Linked DNA regions of Homo sapiens: region 2 is linked to region 1. A link is an interaction called in ENCODE POLR2A ChIA-PET data of the cell type or tissue named here. Cell type or tissue: PC-9. All regions are shown on one strand. Each heading gives the region's core, and the rest is flanking DNA. Links, peaks and the distances in the headings are about the cores only. Region 1 overlaps IRF2BP2 (interferon regulatory factor 2 binding protein 2). Region 2 overlaps RBM34 (RNA binding motif protein 34).

Region 1 (4,397 bases), core at 107-4,106:
GGCTCGTAGCTGGAAAGTGTTGATCTGGGTTTTCTGGCATTCTTTTAAGTTAAAAAGTTAACATCGGGACATGGGTTTGATCTTTTGTTGTACCTGATGACAGTGCAGAGATTCTCCACAGCTGGATAAAAATGTCACAAAGCTACTTACTGTACATGGGCAGTATCAGATTTCAAATCCTAATATTTCAGCTGTGCTTTTAATACTCAAAATATTAGGGGATGGGGTGTTGAAGCTTTCCCTTTTTTGCTTTTAACAATTTATAGAATTTAACAGATGTACTGTCTTTCATGTGGCCTCACATTTAAAGTTATGAGAACATACACATGGTTTACAACTTTTACTATATACCTTTCCTTGGCCACCAAGTATTTTAAAAGTGTGCCACCTTTTAACCTTTACTTTTTTTAAGTTGAAGGTGATACTTTTTCTATATATGATGAAACTCATGTCAACTGAAGTGAGTGTAATCTCAGATACCAACATTATTATATTTTAAAATCACGCTATGGAAATATCACCTGAATTCTGTCATTTGTCAGATTTACAGTACCTTTTTTTCTTTAACTTTTAGCATTAAATAAAAATAAAATTGGGAGCACTGAACATTTTCTGAGGCCTTTTTTAATTTTCTAAAGCAAGCTTAGAATGGCTATTGTTTTAATCACTAATGGCAATGTGACTAAAGGATGTGTGGGTTTGGGGTTGGGGTTTGCCTGAACTTCAGGAGATAAAAGACATGGAACAAAAAGGCAACTGATGGTATAAAATAGAAGTGCCAGGGACTGCGGAAAGGGCAACTGGATAGGGGACACAGATAAAAGAGCTGAACAAAGTACGGCTAGAAAGCATTTGTTTATTTTTCAACTAGCAGCAGAACCAGCCATTCTGCAATGGTAGATTGGAAAGAGAAGATAGTGACGACACTGGAAAGACTCTCAAGACCTGGAGCTGCTCTTTGAAAAGCTTTGGAATAAAACAGCTACGTTGGGCCATAGGAAATGCGCTAAAGACAAAAGGGATTTAAAAAAAAAAAAAGCCTTATACTTTGGAAAGCTTAGGAATGAAAAAAGCCAAAGCCATGTATGAGCTTTATTGATATCCTGAAACTTAAATTTATAAATAGAGATAAAAGGTAGAAAGCACTGAGACACATTTTACTGGCTACTCTCATATAATAAGAAATTTCCTAGATGTTGCAGCTTTTACTCTTTTTATTGATTAATGGCTTGGCAGACTTCTCTATGAAAGGAAGTTGTGAAACTCATAAAGAGTTGGAGGCTAGGATATACATAGAGTTACTATATGTTTTAAATTAAACAGCAACAGTGAATGTGTACTTGAATATATTTACACTAGGGTGGTCTGGTAACTAGGAGGGGCCCATCACTATATATATTTTAATAGTTTTTCATTATTAGTCCATTTAAGGTTTTCAAGAAACCATATTCTTAGCAAGTTACAGATGATAAACAATTTTTCATGTAATAACTAGGTTAAAAGAAATAGGATGAACTATGTTTTTGTAACAAAAATGCTAAATTTTATTTTTAGTGAAATTGAAAATAGTGCAGCTTGTAGAAGTAATTCTCAACATTTCAAAACCTCTTCCCAAAGATATACTTTAATGACTGCATTTCGTTTTCAGTTAAGAAAACAAACCAGACTCTTGATGTGGCAGATGTCTTTGTTTATTCCCCAAAGGGGAGTTGGGGGAGAGTTAAAAGGAAACTATGGAAATCCTTTTTTAATTCCTAGACTTTTAAGTCCCTCTTTACTCAAAAGTTGTTTTGCATATGATTTATAGATGGTTTTATTTGGTTAGTGAAGAGTAAAATGTTTCTCTTCCTGATTCCTAAGTGTATACGTGGAATCATTCAGAAAAATGTTCAGTTGTGTGTAGGCCATGAGAAGTCCTGAGTCACCCTCATTTGCTTGCCTTTTGTTCATAGGGAACAGTATGAGAAGACACGCCTTTCCTCTGTCACAGACCAAGGTCAGATGCACCAATGAATGGAATACATATTTACCCAATTTATCGTGGGGTTCTAGAAATCGGGAGTGGGGGTGGGGACTGTTTTAACTCCTTCAGTGCCACTGGTTAGGCCTCTGACAGCAATGGTACTACAATCAAATAAAAATTACGGGTGTGACTTTCCAGATTACAAACTCTATAGATCCCTTGTTGCTGTTTCTCTTGACAGCCTGCATTTTCCTTAATATGTCTGAACCCCTCACTGTAACTTAAAAAGCACACAAATAGACAATTTATAAATTACTCGCTAAGCGGTTAGAAGATAGAAAATGGGTAGATTTATGGATTATCTGTGGATTCCTCCATTAATCCTCAGATAAATCCATAATTTGTCAGGGATACCCACACTACCCCTAGTTATTACATTAATTTATACCTAATTTAACAGTGAACATTGTTTTAACTCATTAGGTGTGTCATCTGCTCCCTCCCCATGTCAATACAACTTAACTTAAAATGCTTGATTTGAAACAGCTCTCTGATTGTTTGATTTGAAGTGTAACTTGTCTCTTTAAAAGATTATAGAATATGAAGTCTGTATTTGCACTGGTTTTAATCAGAAAATTATGCACATCTGCCTGGCACAACATAAAACAATCCATACAACCCACAGAAAAGGTATTTTAGGACAAAAAGTAACTATACCATAGACAGATCATTATTGAGAATCATTTAGACATTGTATCTTAAAAGCTGTTCTTTTATTTTTAATCCAAAACCCAACTGAGTAAAATTTCCTTATTAAACAACCCTATTAGAATGGTATAAACAGTTTCTTCTGTAAGACAAACATTTATTTGGAAAATATATAGAATGGCACTGTATAACACTAACTCAAAACATGGAATAATAAATCTTCAGTGCAAGTAAAACATCACAAAATCAGCCATGAAAAGCCTCTAGGAGATGATTTCTGCCTAGGTCAGATAAGTCTAGAGACTAGACTACAGGATTCCTAGTTTAAATTGAGAGCTTCAAGGCACCGGTTCTCATCCTTTGAATGGGCTGTCAGAAGTTAGATTGCGTAATCTAAAGAGCCTCCTCCAGCAGCTCTACAGACGCCCTTGATGCTGAGATAAGACATCCTGTATAGGGTAATAATGTCACATTTGAATATTTCTAAATATAGTTTACATTTTGGGGGAAATGAACTACATTACATAATCTGTAGATCACATCACTTACCACTTTTACTTAGCAATTAGTATTTCTATATCATCACCATCAGGTAGCATTCAGATGCCCATCGTGCACAAAAAATGAGTTCGGTTTTGTTGTGGAGGCACTCAGCAACTTTAGCAGATAAATATTTAAGTCATTGCAAATTTATCTGCAATATCTATAGAAAACATCTTTCCTATACTAGTTCAAATAGAGTACTTTGAATTGCGTATGTGGCTATTTATGCCTCCGGGGTGGGGGGGCGGTGGGAATTAAAAACCCGGAAACATTTCGCCAGAGCTCAGGGCCTCAATTTATTTTAATGCATGGAAAGAGTTTATTAAAAGTGAACCTCAAATTACTGAGGTTTTGCCTTCTTTTATTGTATGATTTTTAAAGTATTTGCCATACTAGTAAGAGTTCTGCAGAGAAGTGACATGTGGGAGTAGAGATTGTCTGGGTCAGACTAAATCAGCATTTCTTTGGCACAGGCTTGTCTTGGGCCGTCTGCCTGAGCCGACTGTATGTGTGAGCTGCAAAACAGAAAAAAGCTGTTGAGAGTCTTAGCCCAGGCTAAGAGCCCATTACCCCCATTTTGTTATTTCTGCCTGCAAACAGCAGTTCAATTAGCTTTTCTGGTGATAAAAGATAAAGATTTATTGTACCCCATATACAATTGAAATCAGAATTTCACAGGAGGGTCACAGTCATTAGAGAAGTTTTGGAATACTATTCTCCTAATAAGCACCATATGGGTTGTTGCTGTTATAATTTAACACCTACTAAGCAGGCATCTCATTCTAGGCTTTGAACAGCTGAGAGGCTAGCTCCTACCTTTTGTGCAGCTTAAAGTCAAAGCCACAGGTAGGAAATGTCACTTTGCTTGGTTCAAGACACGTATTGACAAGAGTTAACCACGAGTTTGTTTCCTTCCAGTTTATCTTACAAACCACAGTAAAATTCTGACATAGGAACACAGTCCGAAGTCCAAAGTGCTTTCGCACAATAAGTTCATTATGCCCAGCGTGCAATTCATGCATCAAGGGGGCCGCCGGACCCCATTATCTTTATACAAATCAAGAGGCCAGTTGGAACAAGGAGGCTGGTCAGAATGGTCAAATTGTAGTTTTTCCCTTTCTTTTTTAAAAAATTTATTTTTTCACTTTGTATCGTTGTTCAGAATGGCACTTTTTAAAAGGAA
Region 2 (4,397 bases), core at 172-4,171, 540 kb before region 1:
GGTTATTTCAGCCTTTGGCTATTATACATAAAACTGCTAAAAAAAATTTGGGTACGGATCATTTCTTTTGAGAAACTGCCTGGTCGGATTGCCAGATCTTACGGTATATTGTAACTTTCTAAGAAGCTGCAAAATTGTTTTCCAAAGTGTTTGTACCATTTTACATTCCTACCAGCTATCGATGAGAATGTCAGTTGCTTCACATCCTCACCAGCACTTGGCATTGTCATTTAATTTTAGACATTCTGAAGGTTTGTCAACCACAGTGACTAAAAATGTTAGGCATCTTATGTGCTTACTATTTGTATCTATTCTTTGGTGAAATGTTGGTACAAAAATTTTGCCCATTTTTTAGTGACTTTTAAATTATTTTTATATGGTTGTAAGGAGTTATTTATATATTCTAGATATAACACCTTTTCCTGCTATGTGTGTTTCAGATATTTTGCTCCAGTTTGTGGCTGGCTTTTTTAGAGGTGTCTTTTTTTTTTTTTTTTTTTTTGAGATGGATCCTTGCTCTGTCACCAGGCTGGAGTGCAGTGGTGCGATCCCAGCTCACTGCAACCTCCGCCTCCCGGGTTCAACTGATTCTCCTGCCTCAGCCTCTCAGGTAGCTGGGATTACAAGCGTGCGCCACCACACTCGGGTCATTTTTGTATTTTTAGTAGAGACGGGGTTTCACCATGTTGGCCAGGCTGGTTTCGAACTCCTGACCTCAGATGATCCACCCACCTCTGCCTCCCAAAGTGCTAGGGTTACAAGCATGAGCCACCACACACGCCCAGAGGTGTCTCTTAAAGATTGAAAGTTTTAAGTTTTATTGAAGATCTCATTTAGAGAGTGCTGTTGTTGGCCAGGCACAGTGGCTCACGCCTATAATCCATTACTTTGGGAGGTCAAGGTGGGCGGATCACCTGAGGTCAGGATTTTAAGACCAGCCTGGCCAACGTGGTGAAACCCCGTCTCTACTAAAAATACAAAAATTAGCCAGGAGTGGTGGCGTGCGCCTGTAATCCCAGCTATTCTGGAGGCTGAAGCAGGAGAATCACTTGAACATGGGAGTTAGAGGTTGCAGTGAGCCGAGATCATGCCATTGCACTCCAGCCTGGACTGCAAGAGAGAAACTCCGTCTCAAAATAAAAAAAGTGCTATTGCTTGTCAGTTGGCTTGGTAGTCTGGTGGGAGTGGGCGCAGCAGGGTCTCTGCTGTCTTGTCTTAGTGTTTCCGTGTCTCAGGAGTGCACCTGATCAGGGCTTTTTTCCCGGGGCAGCCAAGCTGTGCCAAATGCCTTGTACCTTTAGTGGGGATTATGCAGAGGATGTTTCCCACCTCTCCCCCGGTAGCTGGACTCCTCCCTTCCTCCGGCTGTAGGGGTCTTCTCTGTGCCCTGGAGTGACAGGGTTTGCTATCCCTCCCCTAGCAGCTTAGCCTTCTCCTCCATCAAGAGAATGTGTCCGGAATTGGTGGGTTCTTGGTCTCACTGACTTCAAGAATGAAGCCGCGGACCCTCGCGGTGAGTGTTACAGCTCTTAAGGTGGTGCGTCGGGAGTCTGTTCCTTCTGATGTTCGGATTTGTTCGGAGTTTCTTCCTTCTGGTGGGTTCGTGGTCTCACTGGCTCAGGAGTAAAGCTGCAGACCTTCGCAGTGAGTGTTACAGCTCTTAAGGCAGCGCGTCTGGAGTTGTTCGTTCCTCCCGGTGGCCTCGTGGTCTCGCTGGCTTCAGGAGTGAAGCTGCAGATCTTTGCGGTGAGTGTTACAGCTCATAAAAGCAGCGTGGACCCAAAGAGTGAGCAGTAGCAAGATTTATTGCAAAGAGTGAAAGGACAAAGCTTCCACAGTGTGGAAGGGGACCCGAGTGGCTTGCCACTGCTGGCTAGGGCAGCCTGCTTTTATTCTCTTATCTGGCCCCACCCACATCCTGCTGATTGGTAGAGCCGAGTGGTCTGTTTTGACAGGGTGCTGATTGGTGCATTTACAATCCCTGAGCTAGATACAAAGGTTCTCCATGTCCCCATCAGATTAGTTAGATACAGAGTATCGACACAAAGGTTCTCCAAGGCCCCACCAGAGCAGCTAGATACAGAGTATCGATTGGTGCACTCACAAACCCTGAGCTAAACACAGGGTGCTGATTGGTGTGTTTATAAACCTTGAGCTAGATACAGAGTGCCGATTGGTGTATTTACAACCCCTGAGCTAGACATAAAGGTTGTCCAAGGCCCCACCAGAGCAGCTAGATACAGAGTGTCGATTGGTGCACTCACAAACCTTGAGCTAAACACAGGGTGCCGATTGGTGTGTTTACAAACCTTGAGCTAGATACAGAGTGCCGATTGGTGTATTTACAATCCCTGAGCTAGACATAAAGGTTGTCCAAGGCCCCACCAGAGCAGCTAGATACTGAGTGTCGATTGGTGCACTCACAAACCTTGAGCTAAACACAGGGTGCCGATTGGTGTGTTTACAAACCTTGAGCTAGATACAGAGTGCTGATTGGTGTATTTACAATCCCTGAGCTAGACATAAAAGTTCTCCAAGGTCCCACCAGAGTAGCTAGATATAGAGTGTCGATTGGTGCATTCACAGACCCTGAGCTAGACACAGGGTGCTGATTGGTGTATTTACAATCCCTGAGCTAGACATAAAGGTTGTCCACATCCCCACCAGACTCGGGAGCCCAGCTGGCTTCACCCAGTGGATCCTGCACCGGGGCTGCAGGTGGAGCTGCCTGCCAATCCCATGCCGTGCGCCTGCACTCCCCAGCCCTTTGGTGGTCGATGGGACTGGGCGTCGTGGAGCAGGGGGTGGCGCTCCTCGGGGAGGCTCGGGCCGCACAGGAGCCCATGGAGGGGGTGGGAGGCTCAGGCATAGCGGGCTGCAGGTCCCGAACCCTGCCCTGCGGGAAGGCAGCTAAGGCCCGGTGAGAAATCGAGCGTAGCGCCAGTGGGTTGGCACTGCTGGGGGACCCAGTACATCCTCCGCAGCCACTGGCCCGGGTGCTAAGCCCCTCACTGCCCGGGGCCGGCAGGGCCTGCAGGGCCGGCCGGCTGCTCCGAGTGCGGGGCCCGCCAAGCCCACGCCCACCTGGAACTCCAGCTGGCCCGCAAGCGCCGCGCAGCCCTGGTTCCCACTCGCGCCTCTCCCTCCACACCTCCCTGCAAGCTGAGGGAGCCGGCTCCGGCCTTGGCCAGCCCAGAAACGGGCTCCCACAGCGCAGCGGTGGGCTGAAGGGCTCCTCAAGTGCCGTCAAAGTGGGAGCCCAGGCAGAGGAGGTGCGGAGAGCAAGCGAGGGCTCTGAGGACTGCCAGCACGCTGTCACCTCTCAAGAAGAATCCAGGTGGGGCTTTGTGCCTTTCCCACACTTTGGCCATTCCGTCCTCCAGGCCTGCAGCACCCATAGCTGCGATCTCAGCCTTTCCCAGGGAGTGGAGGTCAGTGGGGCAGATCCTGAGGATGGGCGCACACTCCTGCCTCGGCAGCTTCCAGGACTTCTGTTTCAGGCCCAGCCCACGCTGAGCTCTAGTGTTTTAGTGAGATCATGGCTGGAATCTTTCCTGCTTGTCTGGTGCCCAGCATTTTGCCCCTGTGCTCGGCCATCGTAGAGCCAGAAGAGCCAGTGCTTCCTCTGTCTCTCATTGGAGGAAGCAGGCCTGTCCTTAGCTTCTAGCTGCTGGCTTTCCCCAAGACTTCAGCTCTGTGATGGCTGCAACAAAAGTTATGATGCTGTGGGTTATCTGGTTTCTTCTTAACTGGTAAGAGCAGGAGTGATGCACTTTCTGGCTTTTTACATTCTAGGTGGAAGCGGAACTCCAGCATTTGTTCCTGGGGGTGCACTAGGATGTGTTGGATTTGGATGTTGTCGGCAGCTGTGTGTTGTGTGAAGAGCAGGGCTCTAGAGTCAGCTAGACTTGGTTTCAGTCCTAGGCCAGCCACTTGTTGCCATTTCATCGCAGTCACGTACCTCTTCCAGTCTCAGCTTCCTTATTCATAAAATCAGAAAAAAAACACCGTGTTGGAGATGTGAGATTAAATGAAATACATAAAATGTCTAGCTGAGTGTCTGGTATATATTAGGCATTCAGTAAATCACAGCTGGTTTAATCAATACAAAAGCATTAGTATAGTGTATTATTACAGAATGCCATCAGTCATGTCAGGCACTATTTTCCAGTTCCCTTCTTGATGATACTCATTTGTGTAGTAGCATTTTTCTTACTTCAAAACAGTAGGTTGATGTCTTCAGGGAAAGATCTGTGTTCATTACTAGGTCCTTTTTGCTAACTCCTCACATCCAAATTATATCACCATTTTGCAAACCTAGTGACTTAATGAGTTTAGGCATTTAGTAGCAGCAGCTGCAGTCATTGACAAAAGGGTAAAAACCAGTCATAACATGA

What was found. ChIA-PET counts read pairs that join two places held together with the same protein. Peaks named below come from ENCODE experiments on the same cell type or tissue, not always from the same donor. Only the 100,000 strongest peaks of a DNase experiment are listed, where the experiment ranks them.
Region 2: POLR2A ChIA-PET joins it to region 1 with 5 read pairs; 6 of 35 experiments call an interaction of 5 or more read pairs at or near these places.

What each region holds. Positions count from the first base shown.
Region 1 is chr1:234,600,478-234,604,874 of GRCh38, reverse strand. IRF2BP2 (interferon regulatory factor 2 binding protein 2) reads left to right here. Exons shown (of 2, transcript NM_182972.3): 2 at 1-606. Among named protein-coding and RNA genes, the nearest start is that of IRF2BP2, 7.5 kb to the left of the region's middle. RefSeq lists silencers at 1,919-2,088, 3,974-4,023. In PC-9, for the core only: no CTCF peak of the experiment used is centred there; DNase peaks (open chromatin) are centred at 907 and 1,904; H3K4me3 peaks cover 3,226 bases; H3K27ac peaks cover 4,000 bases.
Region 2 is chr1:235,139,032-235,143,428 of GRCh38, reverse strand. All of the region lies in intron 6 of RBM34 (RNA binding motif protein 34), which reads left to right. Among named protein-coding and RNA genes, the nearest start is that of TOMM20, 12 kb to the right of the region's middle. In PC-9, for the core only: no CTCF peak of the experiment used is centred there; no DNase peak of the experiment used is centred there.